Regions from separate parts of the Homo sapiens genome. Here regions 1, 2 and 4 are each linked to region 3. The links are chromatin loops, found by intact Hi-C in ENCODE. Cell type or tissue: HepG2. All regions are shown on one strand.

Region 1 (5,000 bases), 150 kb before region 3:
AATAGGGAATCCTTTCCCCATTTCTTGTTTTTCTCAGGTTTGTCAAAGATCAGATAGTTGTAGAATTTTTGGCTTTTGTTGCAATTGCTTTTGGCATTTTCATCATGAAGCCTTTGTCTATGCCTATGTCCTGAATGGTATTGCCTAGGTTTTCTTCTAGGGTTTCTATAGTTTTGGGTTTTACATTTAACTCTTTAATCCATCTTGAGTTAATCTTTGTATAATGTGTAAGGAAGGGGTCCAGTTTTAGTTTCCTGCATATGGCTAGCCAGTTTTCCCAGCACCATTTATTAAATGGGGAATCCTTTCCCCATTGCTTGTTTTTGTCCGGTTTGTTGAAGATCAGATGGTTGTAGGTCTGTGGTCTTATTTCTGAGGTCTCTATTTTGTTCATTGGTCTATATGTCTGTTTTGGTACCAGTACCATGCTGTTTTGGTTACTGTAGCCTCATAGTATAGTTTGAAGTCAGATAGCATGATGTCTCCAGCTTTGTTCTTTTTGCTTAGGATTGTCTTAGCTATATGGGCTCTTTTTTTGGTTCCATATGAAATTTAAAGTGTTTTTTTCTAATTCTGTGAAGAATGTCAATGGTAGTTTAATGAGAATAGCATTGAATCTCTAAATTACTTTGGGCAGTATGACCATTTTCAAGGTATTGATTCTTCCTATCCACAAGGCTGGAATGTTTTTCCATCTGTGTCCTCTCTTATTTCCTTGAGCAGTGGTTTGTAGTTCTCCTTGGAGAGGTCCTTCACGTCCCTTATTATCTGTATTCCTAGGTATCTTATTCTCTTTGTAGCAAATTGTGAATGGGAGTTCATTGATGATTTGGCTCTCTGCTTGTCTACTGTTAGTGTATACGAATGCTTGTGATTTTTGCACATTGATTTTGTATCCTGAGACTTTGCTGAAGTTGCTTATTAGCTTAAGGAGTTTTTGGGATGAGATGATGGGGTTTTCTAAATATAGAATTATGTCATCTGCAAAAAGAGGCAATTTGACTTCCTCTCTTCCTACTTGAATGCGCTTTATTTCTTTCTCTTGTCTGATTGCTCTGGCCAGAACTTCCAAAACTATGTTGAATAGGAGTGGTGAGAGAGGGTTTTTTCCCAATAAATCCCATTATTCTCACCCTTAAAATCATCTGCGAGGCTAATTTTTCATGGCCGTGTGGTAAGGACCTGGCTCTTAGCTGAACTAAGGAAAAAGTCCCACAACACTGGGTTGTGACATTACCCCGTCTAAATGACATGCATTTAAGACTACTGATTCAAAGACTATAGAAAAGGACTCAATACTGCATTCTATATTGTGCAAAAATTTGCCCTAGTGTTTGCAGCTCTGCATCTCATGTTCAATTAAATCCATGATTGATATACATAGTTAGCCAACCAAGAAGTTAACACAAAATCCAACGAAGAAGTTAACACCAAATGTGTCTTATTAGTGTGTGCTGACTTAATACCATGAAGACTTAGAATTAAATACAGAGAGAAGCAAGTAAGTCAAACCAATACAATTAATATTTTGGCATCAAATTTAGAAATAACCTATGCATGTTTATTTGGCATTTTAGAAGGTAACTGGACATATCAGCTGTCCACGTTAAATAACAAAATTCAGAAAATATGATTAATTGTAGAGTTTATTCAAGCACAAACCTTGTGGGATAGCTGCCCTGGAAGTACAGATTCCAAAGAATGGAAGTATGTGTTCAGAAGCATAGATGTCTAGGGTTGTTTATATAGACAAGGGAAGTTTAACGGAATTTCAACATCTTTCTATATAAGGCTTAATGCATAGTTACAATGATCTCATTGGTTGAGGTGATATTTTTCTTTCAGGAAAAGTATATTTAACGTTCCATACTGAAGATGTAATAGTCATGGGGTCTTTTGCGCCATCTGGTCTGAGTTAACAAAACTCAGAACAGAAAAGGAGGAGGTTAATCTATAACAAAGGTCAGTGATTAGGAGAATAGGTCTGGTCTCTTGTCTCTCCTAGTCATTTACAGAACAAGGAGAGAGAGAGTTAATATATAATCTGAGAAACAGAAGTTGCAACTACATGCTACCCAACTCAGATCACAGTCCCATCTCTTTCAAGACTTAAAGCATTTTGAGTTCCAACAACTTTAATGCTTTCTTTATTTCCACACAGCCTTGGGATTATAATTTAAAATGTGTAACTGAGGCCAGGCAGGGTGGCTCATCTCTGTAATCCTAGCACTTTGGGAGGCTGAGGTGGGAGGAATCCTTGAGCCCAGGAGTTCAAGACCAGCTTGGGAAACATAGTGAACCCAGGAGTTTCGAGACCTGCCTGTCTCTATTTTTTTTAAGTGTAATTGAGTAACTTCTGCTCATTATATTGAATGTAATTTAAGATTCACATTCCACACATGTAAAAATTTAACACATTAGATTTATAAATTATAGAAGTGCTTGGGAAAATTGGTTTTTATTAGACAATTGAAATGCTTAAAAAAGAAATTGTAGTATATTGACTTATGGTGATAGTTAAGATTATTACAATATTAATTGCATAAAAAAATCCTTAAGTAATTGTTAAGTTTTTGAATTTATGAATAGCATAAGATTTACAAATTTAATTTATATCTAAGAAAGAACAAAGTTTTCAAATTTTTAACCTTGCTAAAATAAATACTGAATTGTAAAACAAAAGTGACCCCTGAAATAATCTTTTTTTGCATAAAAGTTACCTTCAAGGGCACCAAAAGCTCACATTGACTTTTTATTGAAGATATTATCTTATCTTCTTATAAATCTTCTTGTCAGTTTCTCTAACATGTTGTCAGAAGATTAAGATCCTTTTATTTTATTCCTTTATCTAGAAGCCTGATCTTTAGTTTCCATCAAAAATGTCAATTTCTGGCTGGGTGCAGTGGCTGACACCTGTGATCCCAGCACTTTGGGAGGCCAAGGTGGGCAGATCACTTGAGATCAGGAGTTCGAGACCAGCCTGACCAACGTGGTGATACCCCGTCTCTACTAAAACATACAAAAATTAGCTGGGTGTGGTGGAGCATGCTTGTAGTTCCAGCTACTGGGGAGGCTGAGGCAGGAGAATTGCTTGAACCCGGGAAGCAGAGATTGTAGTGAGCCTGGATCATGCCTCTGCACTCTAGCCTGGATGACAGAGCGAGATTCGGTCTCAAAGAAAAAAAATTTCAATTTCTAGGAGCTTCCAGATAGCTGCACACCTGGAGGTTCTTGGAGGGTGGTGCACCTGGAGATGGCATGGAAGCTTGGAACCTCTTCCCCTCTACTCTGCTCTGTGCACTTCTCCATCTGTTTCCATGTCAATATCCTTTAAAATAAACTTGCAAATGTAAATAAATATTTCCTTGAGTTCTGTGAGCCATTCCAGAAAACTAATGGAGCCCCAGGAGGGGAGCATGGGAATCCCAGTTTATAGCCAGTGAGTGAGAAGCACAGGCCACTATCTGTGCTTGCAACTGGCATTGGAAGTAGGAGGGCGGTCTTGTGGGACTGAGCCCTCACTCCATCTCCAGGTAGAGAGTGTCAGAATTGGACTGAATTGAAGGGCACCCAGCTGGTGTCTACTGCAGAAATGATTGCTTGCTGGTGTGGGGAAAAACCCACATATTTGGTTATAGAAGTCTTCTGTGCTGGTTGTTGGGGTGCAAGAATGGTGAAAAAAACAATGCGTGTTTTTTTAGTTTTTGAGACGATCTCATTCTGTTGCTCAGGCTGGACTGCAGTGCCATGATCACAGCACAGTGCAGCCTCTGGGGCTCAAGTGATCCTCCTGCCTCAGCCTCCCGAGTAGCTGGGACTACAGGCATGTGCCACCATGTCTGGCTAATTGTCTTTAATTTTTAATAAAGAAGTGGTCTTGCTATGTTGTCCAGGCTGGTCTCGGAACTTCTAGGCTCAAGCAATCGTCCCACATTGGCCTCCCAAAGCTTTGGGATTATAGGTGTGAGCCACCATCCCTGGCCTTAGCTTGTTTTTTTTTTTTTTTTGTTTTTCTACTCAGAATTGGTATCAGTAAAGCAGCATTTGCTGGAACAGACCTGGCTCGTGGAAACTTGTGGTTTGGAAAGATAAAGGATAAAAGCGTGGGGGGAGAGGAATATTTGATCTCTGGGTGGTGCCCTAGTCACCCATAGTATGAAACTGCAGCTGCACTGGGTTCAGTAACTAAAGGTCAAATTTACCAGTGGAATTTAGAGATTATGGTAGACCTAACTCCTCAGGAGTTGGCCCATTGGATATGTATGGAAATGCAAAATAATCAGAAGAATGATGAACACACAATCCCTTGGTTGTTATCTGTACTAGCTAAAATGAAAGTAAAAGAAAGTATTGGGTTGGGCCTTGAGGCTGGACAAAAGGTCAGAGGTCGTCTGTCTGATCTCAGGCAACTTAGCCTCAAGGCCACTCTCAAAGGGGAAAATTCTGCCAGGGCAACAGAAGTTATCTCTAAGATTTCTGTTCACCAAGAAGGTAGTCAGTGTGGGGAGAGAGCTGGGTGCAGTGGCTCATGCCTGGAATCCCGGCACTTTAGGAGGCTGAAGCAGGAGGATCACTTGAGCCTGGGAGTTTGAGACCAGACTGGGCAATATAATGAAATTGCTTTTGCAAAATTGTGACTGAGACAGTGAAAGAGATCTAACCGAACTGACTCCACCCTGCTTCTAACCTTTAAGCTGTCCTTGTTCCTTCCTGGGCACAGGCTGAACTAACTTTGAGAGGAACTTAGTTTATAGTTTATAGTTTATTTTTATTTTTTAGTTGGAGGCTCACTCTGTTGCCAAGGCTGGAATGCAGTGGTGTGATCTCGGGTCACTGCAACCTCCGCCTCCCAGGTTCAAGCGACTCTCCTGCCTCAGCCTCCTGAGTAGCTGGGATTACAGGCATGCGCCACCACGCCCGGCTAATTTTTGTATTTTTAGTAGAGACGGGGTTTCACCATGTTGGCCAGGGTGGTCTCAAACTCCTGACCTCAGGTGATC
Region 2 (5,000 bases), 76 kb before region 3:
CTTTGAAGTTTTAAATAATTATTTTTGCAATGAAGTTTGTAATCCTCCTGGTATTTTCTCCTCCCCATCACATGAAATAGAAATAGATTTCTTATTGTTATGGTTCTCATACGGTAATCCAGTTGACTCAGCACCATTTATTGACTTGTCCATTATTTTTCTAGTGGTTTGTGTTGACATCTCTCTAGCACATTAAAGTCTCATATGTGGTTGGGTGTGTTTATTGGTTCCTATATTGTCCTGTCTTCATTTATATGGTTCCATCATAACTTTGGATATTATCTTTTTTTATTATTTAGTAATGAAATTTTATTTTTATATAAATTTTTCAAACCATTGATGAGTTTAAAGATGTCTTTTATTCCTACTTGGCTGAGAACATTTATCGTAAGTGAATATTGAGTTTTACTGAGTGCTTTTATCTCAGTCTATTGAGAAGATTACATTGATTTTCTCTTTCTAAAATCAGTTAATGAAACTGCCTTTGCAAAAATGATGACAGTGAGAGAAGTCTAGCGTGGCTGACTCCATCTTCCTTCTGGCCGCACAGGCTGGCTGTCATTGCTCATTCCTTGATATGGACCAAGGTAACCATGTGAGGAATTTAATTTATGTTTTAACTTTTTTTTTTCTTTTTTTTTTTTTTTTTTGGAGACAGGGTCTTGTCCTGTCACCCAGGCTGGAGTGCAGTGGTGCAATCTCAGCTCACTGAAACCTCTGCCTCCTGGGTTCAAGCAATTCTATTGTCTCACTTTACCGAATAGTAGGGACTACAGGCGCACACCACCACACCTGGCTAATTTTTTGTATCTTTAGTAGAGACAGGGTTTCGCCATGTTGGCCAGGCTGGTCTTGAACTCCTGACCTCAAGTGATCTGCCTGCCTCGGCCTCCCAAAGTGCTGGAATTACAGGCATGAGCCACCATGCCCTGCCCATGGTTTAACTTGAAAGCAAGGATGGTAATAGTCCCTCCCTAAAACTAAGTCCCTCCTTGCTCAAGAATGGAAACCTGACTTTGTAAGACTAATGAAAGGCCACAACATTAGGATTATGGGAGAGGTCTGAACTCTGCTAAAATTTAAGAGTAGCTTCTATAACTAATCGGGAGTCATGTGGCCAGAGGTCACAAGATTTGTGGCTTTCTCAATTGCTCCTGTAATAACATCACTATTGTGAAACTTAAGATTGATCTTTTGAGATTTTTTTTAGACTTGCATTCTAGCAACTGACATACCACACCCAGACTCCTGACTCCTGACTCAGCTCGTTCTGTGGCCCCACCCAGAGGCTGGTTTAGCATGGGAGGATAGTTTCCATACTCATGATTTCATCTCCAACCAATCAGCAGCAACCATTCCCTAGAGCCCCTGCCTACCAATTGCCCATAAAACCCCTAGCCTCCAGGATCTCAGAGATTTAATTAATATCTCCATCTCCCACAAGGCCCATCTCAAGTCAATTAAGCTCTTTCTTTAATGTAATGCCACAGTCTCAGTGAATTGATTTTGATTGCTAAGCAAGCAGGGAGGACCTATTGGGCAACTACATTAACATGGTAATTATGTTGAAAGTTTTATGTTGACTATCCTTGCATCCATGAGAGAACCTTTACTTGACTATGATATATTCTGTATGCACTCACACACACATTTGTACTACACATACAGTCAATTCTCATTATTCACAGCAGTTATGCTGCTTTGAATACTGAATCAGCAAATACTGAACTATTGCTCCCAGAGGAAATACACAGTTAGGTTCCTGAAAGCCTCTGTTCACAACATCTTAGTCAACCAATTAATATATAACCTTGTTTTATTTGGGTTTTCTGTCTAAAGACACCTTATTTTGACCAGGCATGGTGGCTGAAGCCTGTAAGCACTTTGGGAGGCCAAGGTGGGCAGACCGTTTGAGGTCAGGAGTTTGAGACCAGCCTTGCCAACATAGTAAAATCCTGTCTCTACTGAAAATACAAAAATTAGCAGGACGTGTTGGTGCACACCTGTAGTCCCAGCTACTCGCGAGGCAGAGGCACGAGATTCGCTTGAACCTGAGAGGCGGAGGTAGCAGTGAGCTGAGATCGCGCCACTGCGCTCTAGCCTGGGCAACAGAGTGAGACTCCATCTCAAAAAATAAATAAATAAATAAAGCCACCTTATTTTATATAGTTGATTCATTAGCATGCAGCTCATGGCCAGTACCACTATATAACACATGCCTGTACAAAGCTGACCTAATGCACATATTTTCTCTATAGGTCACATTACAGCCTTTTTGTGCTTAGGAGCAGTACACAGTACTTCAGTCCTACACTTGGGGACCATTTCAAACAGTAAATTACCAACAATAAGCACAAAATTGTGAAAAATATGGCACTAAATAGGCTGCAAAAAGGACACCTTTTACTGAATAGGTGCTGGAACAAGAAAGGAGAGTGCCACCATTTTTGACTTCAGCTAGGAATGTGTGAGTTGGGTAACTCAAAGTTTTCGCAACTCTGTGTGTGTCTGTAAATAACTGTGAAAGTGCTGTGAGTATTGATATTGGCGTTACAAAAACATTTAGCAAGTAGGCAAACTCACAGATACAGAATCTGCCGATAATGAGGATCGACTGTACTATAGAATTTGATTTGTTATTTCTAAAATGTAGCATTTTGGATGTATGTTCGTAAGTAAGGTTATATTGTTTTTGTTCTATTTGACATCAAGGTAAATTGAATTTGGTGGCTTTTCCTCCTTTTATTCTCTGAAATATTTTATGTGAAATAGGGATTATGCATTTGCTGGAGGCTTGATAAAACCTATATTTTAACATCTTGAAAAAGTGTCCTTTGGAGCAAGAAAGGGAATTATTGACTATCTTTTAAATTTCTTTAGTGTTTATTAGTTCAGTCAGATTTTGAAAAAAATCAAATTTGGTAAGGTGTACTTTTTAAAAAGATATGTGGTAGCTAAGCTATAAGGATGCAAAGGCATAAGAATGATACAATGGACTTTGGGGACTTGAGGGGAAGAGTGAGAGGGGGGCGAGGAATAAAATACTACAAATATGGTGCAGTGTATACTGCTCAGGTGATGGGTGCACCAAAACCTCACAAATCACCACTAAAAAATTTACTCATGTAACCAAATACTATCTGTGCCCCAATAACTGATGGAAAAAATATTGTCCATTTTATCTAAGGTTTAAAATTTACTTGATAAATTTTTCTTTTAAAGAACTGTGTTCCCATATTATGTTTATTACTGCAACCTCCTCCTCCCAGGTTCAAGTGAGTCTCCTGCCTCAGCCTCCCAAATAGCTGGGATTACATGTGCCCACCACCATGCCCGACTAATTTTGTTTGTTTGTATGTTTTTGTTTTTGAGATGGAGTCTCCCTCTGTCACCAGGCTGGAGTACAGTGGTATGATCTCGGCTCACTGCAACCTCTACCTCCCGGGTTCAATCGATTCTCCTGCCTCAGCCTCCTGAGTAGCTGAGATTACAGGCACCTGCCACCATGCCCGGCTAATTTTTGTATTTTTAGTAGACACGGGGTTTCTCCATGTTGGTCAGGCTGGTCTTGAACTCCTGACCTCAGGTGATCTGCCTGCCTCAGCCTCCCAAAGTGCTGGGATTACAGGCGTGAGCCACCACGCCTGGCCAAAAGTAATTACTTTTAATGGCAAAAACCACAATAACTTTTGCACCTACCTAATATAACCCAAGGAATAAAGTAAAAATCTATGAGTTCCTGCTGATACAAACAAACAAACAAAGAAATAAATAAATGGGGGAAAAGGGAAAGGTCTTTCTCACCTAAAAATATCAACGAATACATGTAGAACACATGACTCAATTAAAAAATCAACATTTGGCAACCACCACAGAATAACTGTTGTAGGGAACAATCATTAATGGATACTATATCCAATGAGTGAAAATTCGATGACAAATAGGATATTTACAGTCTCAAAGTATCTCTTTATAAGATACTTATTAATTTCAAGGGAAAGATAGTAACTCTACAGTGGAGAAACTTGGCAAACACCCACTTAACCAAGTGATCCAGCTAAATTCATCAGAAATAGCATAAATCACTCACACCTGTAATCCCAGCACTTTGGGAGGCTGAGGCGGGTGGATCACAAGGTCAGGAGATCGAGACTATCCTGGCTAACATGGTGAAACCCCGTCTCTACTAAAAATACAAAAAATTAGCTGGGCGTGGTGGCGGGCGCCTGTAGTCCCAGCTACTCGGGAGCTTGAGGCAGGAGAATGGCATGAACCCGGGAGGCGGAGCTTGCAGTGAGCTGAGATCACGCCACTGCACTCCAGCCTGGGCAACAGAGTGAGACTCCATCTCAAAAAAAAAAAAAAAAAAAAAAGAAATAGCATAAATCAATATTTATTCATCAATGTCATGACACATCTCCAATTTCCACTCAGATGGTGGTCACCATCACACAATATTTTCCAGTGAGCCATGCCCATAAATCGATAGATTCCTGGTTTGTTTACCATAAGCAATCACAAATAACCAGGTTTCTCCTATTAAAAGCATTCCATAGAAAAAGACTCGACTCCCCTGTTAGCAAATACCATTAGCTACGAGGCATGTCATTAGCACTTTCAACAGGAGATTAGGCCTGGTCTGCCTATTTTTGCGGTAATCCACTCTTCTTCCATTAATAGAAGACACTGCAGACTTACTGCTTAACCCTTTCCTTCTCATAGACATCACAAATATATTTGCATATTCTCTACTCATAACTTTTCCCCTGGTCTTTCATTGAATAGAAATCCTTGACCTGGCTATAATTCCATTCATTAATAGTTTGCTTTATGGGTTATACTTTTGAATTGTGTTTATGAAATTATTTCTCACCTCAGGTCAATTATATTCTTATTTACATTCTTCTATCAACTTTATTGGGTAATGTGTTCTTTTTTTGAGACAGATTCTCACTCTATTGCCCAGGTTGGAGTGCAGTGGCATGATCTGGGCTCACTGC
Region 3 (5,000 bases):
GTTGTGAGACCGAGAACTCAGGGTGATACCTCAAACGAGAGACTGCTACATTGCGGTGCGTTGGTGAGACTGTAACATAATGTTAATAAACTGGGGAGAACTTAGGAAGCCGTTTGTTCAAACTCTTCTCTTTGTCCTTGTATCTTCAGAAATGAGGATGTTGCTATCTTCTGGGTATAGGGAGGGCACCTCTCACATGAGGGTCATAAGACCTACTTGAGGGGATGGTCAGGAAATCCTTCCTAGGTTTTATGATCTGTTTCAGGGGAGTAGAGCATTGTGGGGGAGGTAGTGAGCGTGACCTTCCTGCTTCTGCTGTCTTCTCAAATGCCAAGTTTTCACATTTTGGGGTAGCATGTCCTGAATTCCTTCAACATGAAACCCAGAGTTAGAAAAAGAAAAGATTGAGCAACTTAATTAGATAAAAGCAAAATATTAAGCAATGACAAAAGATATCATTAAAAATGTTGTTAAAAGGGAAAAAAAAAGAGGAAAAAAAAGAAAACAAACAAAATGTTGTTAAAAAGCCACAGTTTGGCTGGGTGCAGTGGCTTGCACCTGTAATCCCAGCGCTTTGAGAAGCCAAGCAGGAGGATCTCTTCAGTCCAGGAGCTCAAGACCAGCCTGGGCAACACAGTGAGACACCTGTCTCTACAACCCCCCCATCCCACTTCCCAATGCACACAAACAACAATTTGGCAGAAAATATTTGCAATGTGTAAGAAAAAATCAGAAAATACTTACACTTGAGCTAATTAATTGATGACAGAGATGATGGTTCTTAATCATTGAGAACCTCATTGAGGGTTTGTCATCTATCTCAGTATCATAATTTTTCTCACACATAATGACATAATTTGAACATGTTTTCATATTATTAAGTATGTTTCTAGAACCATAATTCTTAATAGTCCCACAGAAATTCACTATGCTGAGTGTGGTGTTGAATGCTGGGGTCACCACAGTGGAGCAGCCCTGGAGGAGAATGAGCAGGGTGCTTTCATCAGTGACCCTCCTCTATCCTTTCCAGTCAGTGACACAGGCTCTTGTCAATCAACGGTGGACAATCATTTATAAAGTGTCCCAAATGATTAACTTGCATGGGTTACCTGTGTCTGCTGTTCCAGAACTGATTCAATTTCTTCAAATCCTTTTCTCCTCCTCCTCCTCCTTCTCTGCTTCCTCCTCCTCCTTCTCCTCTTCCTCCTCCTCCTCCTCTTCTTTCCCTTTTTTAAGCTAAAGATGGAAAAGAGAGGCAGGAGGAAAACATGTGGTAGTACGAAACCAGTAAATGTGTGAAAACTCCATGACTAATATTCTCAAATTATAAGCAGCTTTCTCAATGAATATATATCTATCAGTATCTATATCTATATATAGATAAAGATATAAAATTCCTCGTATTAATAGATATTTTTATAAAATAACCAGAAACTGGGTTTGACTGGAAGTTAAATGTAATACTTCCTTTCTGATACCCTTAAATAATACTTTAATTCACAGGGAATATCAAATGAAAACTGTTTTAATAGTAGTTTCTTATTTATAGATTTTGAAAAAGTTTTTTTCCTGTTAGAGCAAGCATATTGCAATTTATTTAACAATTAAATGAATTAAAATATTTTGTTTGAGAAGTTCATGATTTCAAATGATTCTAATAAAATGCTAAATGTTTTACATTTGTAACATAAGTGAAAAGCAATGAAATTGCTATAGGAAAATTAAAACACATTCTAAAATACAATGTTTCAATGTTTTCATAAGTTTATGACCTAGTAATAAGTTCTGATTAAGAAGTAGAAAGCCCTTAAATGTGGAAAGAGGAAAAAAAATCCATTCAAAGCCTCACAGTTTTTAATATTCATTGTATGTTTTCAGTCATTTTTCCAAGCAGAAGTTCTTCCCTTTCATCCTTCATTATTATTATGTTACATATACAATGTGAATTTTTCATTTTTCATGTGACATAATATAATGGGTTTTTAACAGAATTGTCATTCTATGAGAAGGATCTTTCATCTAAAGAATGCACATTTATGATATAGTCCCTGTAACAGCAAGCAAAAACACCAGGCTTAAATAGATGTGTTTATAAATGAGTCCCGCTTCAAGTCCAAAGCCTTTTTGGAATTTAGGGAAGTTTGGATAACATTACTCATTTTAGCTTTCTTCCCAGTAGCAAAGAAAATGGCTTTTGGCAGCTGGGTGTGTGATATAATGCCAATCACCAGGGGCAATGCCTGATGATTAACTTAGAAAATCTTATTACTTTTGACTGATAAAAATGGAAATGGCTAGTTTCCAATTTATAAATATTTGGTTTATTATTGCATGGCAGACACAAAACAAATTTTGTGAGAAGGTACTATTTATGTCAACTACATCCTCCCAATAGGTTGGTGAACAGATGTCTTCTGTCTATAGATCAGTGATATTTCTAGCAGACATCCCTTAGAGTACAGGCAAATCTCAGGGTCATTGTACCTACAACCAATTCAAGCACTGAGCTGGGCACTCATATTTGTTCTTAACCTTGGTCAGGAGAGGACTCACTCACTCCATCATTCATTTCCCTTCAGTGAAGTCTAGCCTCCCTAGAGAAAGCCTGCTGTGAAAGGTGTGGCCCTCTCAAGTATCAGTTTGCAGATGACTTTATGTTGACACAATAAATAATGCACAGAAAATAAAATGAATGCTACTGACCTGAAGTATTTATCTATCTCTGGCACCTGAATTCCCTGCCCAGAAGTAGGAACCCTGACTGTATGAAGAATGAACAGCACACAGCACCACCATTTCAAAGCAAAACCCCCAGCGTGCACAGAACACTGCTTTGGATAAAAGATGGCAGCTGCAGAGCTGGAAGGGTAGCTGGTTGCCATGGTAACCGAGGCTCTGATTCAGCCACCATATGCCACCTGGTGTTCTCAGCCTGAAAAAGCAGGTCTGGGTGTCCTAGATTGGCGATAGAGCTATGGCCATAGCTCTTTCGAATCAGTACTGGGTTTGAATGTGCAGAAATGTTTGCATTGTTTTATTCATCTATAGAAGATTTTGGGGCTGACACCCTCATTACTTAAGGTAGAGGTTCATCTGGGGAAAGGAAAGAGAAATACTTTTAAAACAATCATTCTAATTCTTCCATGGAAACACTGCTATATGGATATTCATTTTCAAAGATCCATCTTTTGTTCTCTTTTGTTCTCTTTTTGTTCTCTTTTCAGGGCAAATTTGTTATCCAAATCTGATAGGATTTCCAAATCCTATATGATATCCAAATCATATAATATTGCAACAGCAACTAACTCAAAATGCTGGGCACGATGATTGCAGAACATGATATATCAATTATCAGCCATCTCTGATCTTTAGAACATTTTGTCTTCTTCTAAAAGTGCTGTATGGCAAATAACAGTGGTATGACCTTATGTTAACGTTGAATTGTGTCCAATTTTTTGCTTATATATAAATAATATGTAAATTTATATATATTTAAATATGTATATATGACATTCTATAAAATTGCTAAATGGAAAGAAATCTGTTATAAATTTGTAATAATAAGGTAGAGATTGAACACCCATTTGAGACTCCTTGAGAGTATTCCACAGTGAATGGGTAGTTGTTACACAGTAGTGACTAAATATACAATATGCTATGTTACGATAATATAAGAATTTTGGCCTTTATTGTATGTTTTGTGAACTTCATGTTTGATTTTTATATTTATGATAAAAATATCAACTAGTGTTGGATATTGCTGGTGATTCAACTTTGAGATAAACATTTCAGGTTATCCTTTTCTCCAATTTCTACAGCTATTAAAAAGCTGATTACTGATTTTTTTTTTTTTTTTTTTTGAGACGGAGCCGCACTCTGTTGCCAGGCTGGAGTGCAGTGGTATGATCTCAGCTCACTGCAACCTCCACCTCCCGGGTTGAAGCGATTCTCCTGCTTCAGCCTCCCAAGTAGCTGGGACTACAGGCGTGCGCCACCACACCCAACTAATTTTTGTATTTTTAGTAGAGACAGGGTTTCACCATGTTGGCCAGGATGGTCTCGATCTCTCACCTGGTGTTCCGCCCATCTCAGCCTCCCAAAGTGCTGGGATTACAGGCGTGAACCACCGCGCCCGGCCTGATTACTGATTTTATATTAATAATCTGAGCTTGCAAAATTGTTATTTTGATGTCATTTTTACCACTGCTGGGGAAACAATTATCAACGTAGTAAATAAAATGGTTTTAAATATAAGAATAAAATAGCTTTTACTCTTTACAACTGTTCCTGAATATTGTCAGAATTTTTTAGTACTGTGCAATTAAAAAAAGAAAAAAAGAAAAAATTCGCCAGGCATGGTGGCATGCACTTGTAGTCCCAGCTACTTGGGGCCCAAAGTGAGAGGGTTACTTGAGCCCAGGAAGTCAAGGCTGCAGTAAGCTGAGATCGTGCCACTGCACTCCAGCCTGGGTGACAGAACAAGACTGTCTCTAAAAAATAAAAGGTTAGAAAAAAAAAAAAAAAAAGGCGAGGTGTGGTGACTCACACCCATAATCCCAGCACTTTGAGAGGCCAACGTGGGCTGATCACCTGAGGTCAGAAGTTTGAGACCAGCCTGGCCAACATGGTGAAACCCCATCGCTACTAATAATACAAAACTTAGCTGGGTGTGGTGGTGGGTGCCTGTAATCCCAGCTACTCGGGAGTCTGAGGCAGGAGACTCGCTTGAACCTGAGAGGCGGAGGTTGCAGTGAGCCGAGATCACACCATCGCACTCCAGCCTGGGTGACAAGAGCAAAACTCCATCTCAAAAAAATAAAATAAATAAATATAAATAAATAAATAAATAAATTTGCTCTAGAGATTGCTATAACATTCAGTATCATTTTTAATTTTGGTGTTCTTCAAAACAGCCTCATTCTAATTAACTGACTTTATGATAAGTTGTAAATATATAAATTTGAATTTAAAATATGCATTATGTCAATTGAGAATAGGTT
Region 4 (5,000 bases), 230 kb before region 3:
TTTTTTTTTGAAACATAGTCTTGCTTTGTTGCCTAGGCTGGAGTGCAGTGGTGTGATCTCGGCCCACTGCAACCTCCACCTCCCAGGTTCAAGCTATTCTCGTGCCTCAGCCTCCCCAGTAGCTAGCATTACAGGCATGCACCACCACAGCTAGGTAATTTTTGTGTTTTTAGTAGAGACGGTGTTTTGCCATATTGGCCAGGCTGATCTCGAACTCCTGACCTCAAGTGATCCACCCACTTCAGCCTCCCAAAGTGCTGGGAATACAGGCGTGAGCCACTGCGCCTGGCGCTATGCTGCCCAGGCTGGTCTTGAACTCACGGCCTCAATCGATCCTTCTGCCTTTGCCTTTCAAAATGCTGGGGTTATAGACATGAGCCACTGTATCCAGCCTATTTCTACTTTCAGAAAATACTTGTGAATATTATCCCTCATAATAGCCTTAACTAACCTGTAAAATTCCAAGTAAATGATAATATGAGGCTAAATGGATAGGGCCTTCAAGAGACTGAAGGGATGAACATAGATTACAATTGCAGATTCATATAATGAAAGTGACATTTGAGGAACACATTGCCCTAATAATTAGAAAACATTTAAAGAAGCAGATTGGAGGCAAATGCAATGTCTAGAAATATTTTGTGATAATCCCAGGAGAAGGTGAAAGGGGCCTAGAATAAAATGTTATACACAAGAAAGGAAGGCACTGGTGACGCTCCCTGGTGACTGATCTCAATCAATCTAACTTTCTCTTGCCTTTATTTCCTACAGGGTCTTCTATTCTAACCAGCCCAGTATGAGTTATTAGTTCTATTCCATTCATTGACTCATGGATTTTTTTTTTTTTTTTTTTTTTTTGAGACCGAGTCTCACTCTGTCGCCCCAGCTGGAGTGCAGTGGCGCAATCTCAGCTCAGCAAACTCCGGTCCTGGGTCCAAGCGATTCTCCTGCCTCGGCCTCCCGAGTAGCTAGGACTACAGGCGCATATCACTGCGCCCAGCTAATTTTTGTATTTTTAGTGGAGACAGGGTTTCACCATGTTGGCCAGGCTGATCTCAAACTCCTGACCTCAAGTGATCCACCCACCTTGGCCTCCCAAAGTGCTGGGGTTACAGGGAAATGAGCCACTATGCCCGGACTGACTCATTGATATTAAATAATGCTTTTCTGTGCCTGATATGCCTTCCTTGCACTCTTTGTTGAGAAGGAATTCTTGACCAAAGAACAGATTGATTCTTTTTTTTTTTTTTTTGAGACGGGGTTTCACTCTTGTTGCCCAGGCTGGAGTGCAATGGCACAATCTCAGCTCACCACAACCTCCGCCTTCTGGGTTCAAGCGATTCTCCTGCCTCAGCCTCCCGAGTAGCTGGGATTACAGGCATGCACCACCACACCCGGCTGATTTTTTTGTATTTTTATTAGAGATGGGGTTTCTCCATGTTGGTCAGGCTAGTCTCAAACTCCCAGCCTCAGGTGATCCACCCGGCTTGGCCTCCCAAAGTGCTGGGATTATAGGCTTGAGCCACCACGCCCAGCCCAGATTGATGCTACTCCCTTGCCAAGCACTATATTAATTGGTTCATTGGAGAAAATGGTGCAAAAAACATTTAGAATTCATGGAAGTATAAAGTGTCACAAAGATTTTTCAATAGTATTTTTAAACTTAATATTAATCCATTATCCCAAGTTGACTGCACTTTTTCCTCAACCCTCCTTGAGATTGAGGTCTGTTCTTTTTATTCAAAAATTCTAATAGCAAAGTCAATCATTACTACCTTTCCTCCCTGGACCCCCACTCCCGTATAAGGAGAAGCAGATAAATAAAACTACACAGATAAGACACTGAATTCTCAAACTCCCTTTTCTAGCCTAAATGATTGGCAGTGATGCTGAAACTGCCTTTGCAAGATTATGACAGCAAGACATCTGACCCAGTTGACTCCATTTTGCTTCTGACCTCCAAGCTGTCTTTGATCATTTTTGGGTATAGGCCAAGCTAACTTTGGGAGGAATTTAGTTTATAGTTTAACCTTAAAGCAAACATCTTTGCTTTAACAGCTCTTCCCAAAATCAAACTGCCTTTGTAAAACTAATGAAAGGCCACAAGATTAGGATTATGAGAGGGGCCTGAATTCTGATAAGATAGGCATAGTTTCTATAATCTTTTACTAGCTCAGGAGTCATAGGGCTGGAGGTCACAAGATTTGTGACTTGCCCAATTGCTCCTGTAGATAACATCAGGATTGGATAACCTAAGATTGGTCTTTTGAAATGTTATTCAGACTTTTGCATTCTGGCCACTGACTAACCCCACCTAGACCCATGACTCATGATGGACTCAGCTCACAAGGACTTCTTCCACACCTGCATAATTTCTTTTTTTTTTTTTTGAGATGGAGTCTAGCTCAGTTGCCCAGGCTGGAGTGCAGTGGCTCGATCTCGGCTCACTGCAACCTCCGCCTCCTGGGTTCAAGCGATTCTCCTGCCTCAGCCTCCTGAGTAGCTGGGATTACAGGCAACCATTGCCATGCCCAGCTAATTTTTGTATTTTTAGTAGAGACAGGGTTTCACCATGTTGGCCAGGCTGGTCTTGAACTCCTGACCTCATGATCCGCCTGCCTCGGCCTCTCAAAGTGCTGGATTACAAGCGTGAGCCACTGCGCCCGGCCTCACACCTATATAATTTCATCTCCAACCTATCAGCAGCACCCATTCCCTAGCTCTCTGCCTGCCAAATTATCCATAAAAACCCTAGCCTCTGAGTTCTCCAGGAGGCTGATTTGAGTAATAATAAAACTCCCATCCTACGGTTTGGCTGACCTTGCATTAATTACATTCTTTCTTTACTGCAATACTGCAGTTGTATCAGTGAATTGATTTTGTCTGTGCAGCAGGCAGGAAGAACCCATCAGACAATGATAGGTATCCTGTGGTAGTTACTACTGCCATTCAGTATATGTTTTGTTAACCCCTTTTGAGCATATAAAATTGTGCTTGCTGGCCCCTTGTGATTGTGTGGGGTCTAGCTACTAGTTCTGACAAATGAGTTGTGAGCAGAAGTGACCCATAATTGCTAATGTGAGAACCTCAATGGCTTTGTTTCATTTTTGCACAGTGATTGGCATTATTCCAGGTAATGACTGCTCTATCATTGTGGGTTCTGAGTGACACAGCAGAGCCCCATAAACTCTCAGTAGAAGTGTAACATCAGTGGCTGGGTGTGGTGGCTCATGCCTATAATCCCAGCACTTTGGGAGGCTGAGGCAGTCAGATCCCCTGAGGTCAGGAGTTCGAGACCAACTTGGCCAACATGGTGAAACCCCGTTTCTACTGAAAATACAAAAATTAGCTGGGCGTGGTGGTACACATCTGTAGTCCCAGCTACTTGGGAGTCTGAGGCAGGAGAATTGCGTGAACCCAGAAGGCGGAGGTTGCAGCAAACCCAGATCCTGCCAGAGTGAGACTCTGTCTCAAAAAAAGTAAATAAAATTGGAAAAAAAAAAAAAGACGTGTAACATTAATGAGGAATAAATTTATGTTGTGTTAAGCTCACTACGATTCTGTAGTGGGTGGTGAAGTCTTCTTTCTCATCGATTTGTGGATTTGATGTCTGCTTGTGCAATAGCTAGGTTGGTATTTTTCTGGTGTATGTTAGTATATTAAAACTGGTTTTGTAATCCCAGCACTTTGGAAGCCTGAGGTGGGTGGATCACGAAGTCAGGAGATTGAGACCATCCTGGCTAACACGATGAAACCCCGTCTCTACTAAAAATACAAAAAAAAAAAAAAATTAGCTGGGCGTGGTGGTGGGTGCCTGTAGTCCCAGCTCCTCGGGAGGCTGAGGCAGGAGAATGGCATGAACCCGGGAGGCGGAGGTTGCAGTGAGCCGAGATCGTGCCACTATACTGCAGCCTGGGTGACAGAGCGAGACTCTATCTCAAAAAAAAAAAAACAAAAAAAGAAACAAAAAAAAAACTGGTTTTGTTACATCCCATTCACATTCTGCTTGTTCAACACCTATGCACTGCTGCTTATTAAAATATGTTGAATATCATCCCTCTGGCTGGTCAAAAATACCAGAAAGTATGCAGTGCAATATTGTAAGAAATATTTTAAATATGAAGAATATTTCTTTATTCATTTGAAAAAATTTAGCTCATGGATTACATCATTGGTGTGAAATCCCAAAAGAAGGTACATTATCTCACATCACCACAGTTAAAGTGCTTTAGATAGAACCTGAGCTGCGAGTATGTAAACTTTATCCTAGGACTCTATAATATGAAGGATAGTTAAGGCTGTTTTGTTATTTTATTTTTATAATTACTTTTTCTTTTTTTTCTCTGTAAAAATAAATGACAGAAACATACTTTTTTTTTTTTAAAGGAGCATTTGAGCCTTTTGATGTGAGAATTGCATTCTAAGTTTTTCCCTGTCCCTTTATTAAACAGTACTGGGAGCAGGCATATTTTCTTTTCCCCAAGTTAAACAATTCTGGGACCAAACATACTTCCTGTCCCAGAGCTAAATAATTCTAAGGTGAAGCGTACACCCTTCTCTCTGCTAAACAATATTGAGACCAATATTGAGGCCAAGCATGGTGGCTCACGCCTGTAATCCCAGCACTTTGGGAGGTTGAGGCAAGCAGGTCACTTGAGGTCAGGAGTTCGAGACCAGCCTGGCCAACATGGTGAAACTGAAAACACAAAATTAGCTGGGCGTGGTAGCAGGCGCCTATAATCCCAGCTACTTTGGAGGCTGAGGCAGGAGAATCGCTTGAACCTGGGAGGTAGAGGTTACAGTGAGCCAAGATCACACCACTGCACTCTGGGCTGGGCAACAGAGCAAAACTCTGTCTCAAAATGAATGAATAAATAAATAAATAAGTAATTGGGAACAGTAGGCCAGGGGCTGTGGCTCATACCTGAAATCCCAGGAGGATCACTTGAGCCCAGGAGTTTGAGACCAGCCTCAGCAACATAGTGAGACCTCATTTCTTT

Evidence for each region. A loop is a pair of places that touch in the nucleus more often than their neighbours do. Peaks named below come from ENCODE experiments on the same cell type or tissue, not always from the same donor. Only the 100,000 strongest peaks of a DNase experiment are listed, where the experiment ranks them.
Region 1: it touches region 3 in a loop (3-fold over the local background); 2 of 110 quality-filtered maps call a loop at or near these places.
Region 2: a loop joins it to region 3, with 2.3 times the contacts of the local background. A loop is called at or near these places in 2 of 110 quality-filtered maps.
Region 4: a loop joins it to region 3, with 3 times the contacts of the local background. A loop is called at or near these places in 3 of 110 quality-filtered maps.

The regions. Positions count from the first base shown.
Region 1 is chr7:138,313,608-138,318,607 of GRCh38, reverse strand. No RefSeq gene overlaps it. Among named protein-coding and RNA genes, the nearest start is that of TRIM24, 140 kb to the left of the region's middle. In HepG2, no CTCF peak of the experiment used is centred here; DNase peaks (open chromatin) are centred at 1,897 and 4,287; H3K4me3 peaks cover 472 bases.
Region 2 is chr7:138,235,668-138,240,667 of GRCh38, reverse strand. No RefSeq gene overlaps it. Among named protein-coding and RNA genes, the nearest start is that of MIR4468, 110 kb to the right of the region's middle. In HepG2, no CTCF peak of the experiment used is centred here; DNase peaks (open chromatin) are centred at 2,487 and 4,537.
Region 3 is chr7:138,159,612-138,164,611 of GRCh38, reverse strand. LOC107986749 (a long non-coding RNA gene) reads right to left here and starts at 2,839. Exons shown (of 3, transcript XR_001745033.3): 1 at 2,704-2,839; 2 at 1,110-1,236; 3 at 1-368. RefSeq lists an enhancer at 1-797. In HepG2, a CTCF peak has its summit at 2,917; a DNase peak (open chromatin) is centred at 2,901.
Region 4 is chr7:138,386,108-138,391,107 of GRCh38, reverse strand. No RefSeq gene overlaps it. Among named protein-coding and RNA genes, the nearest start is that of TRIM24, 72 kb to the left of the region's middle. In HepG2, no CTCF peak of the experiment used is centred here; a DNase peak (open chromatin) is centred at 2,117.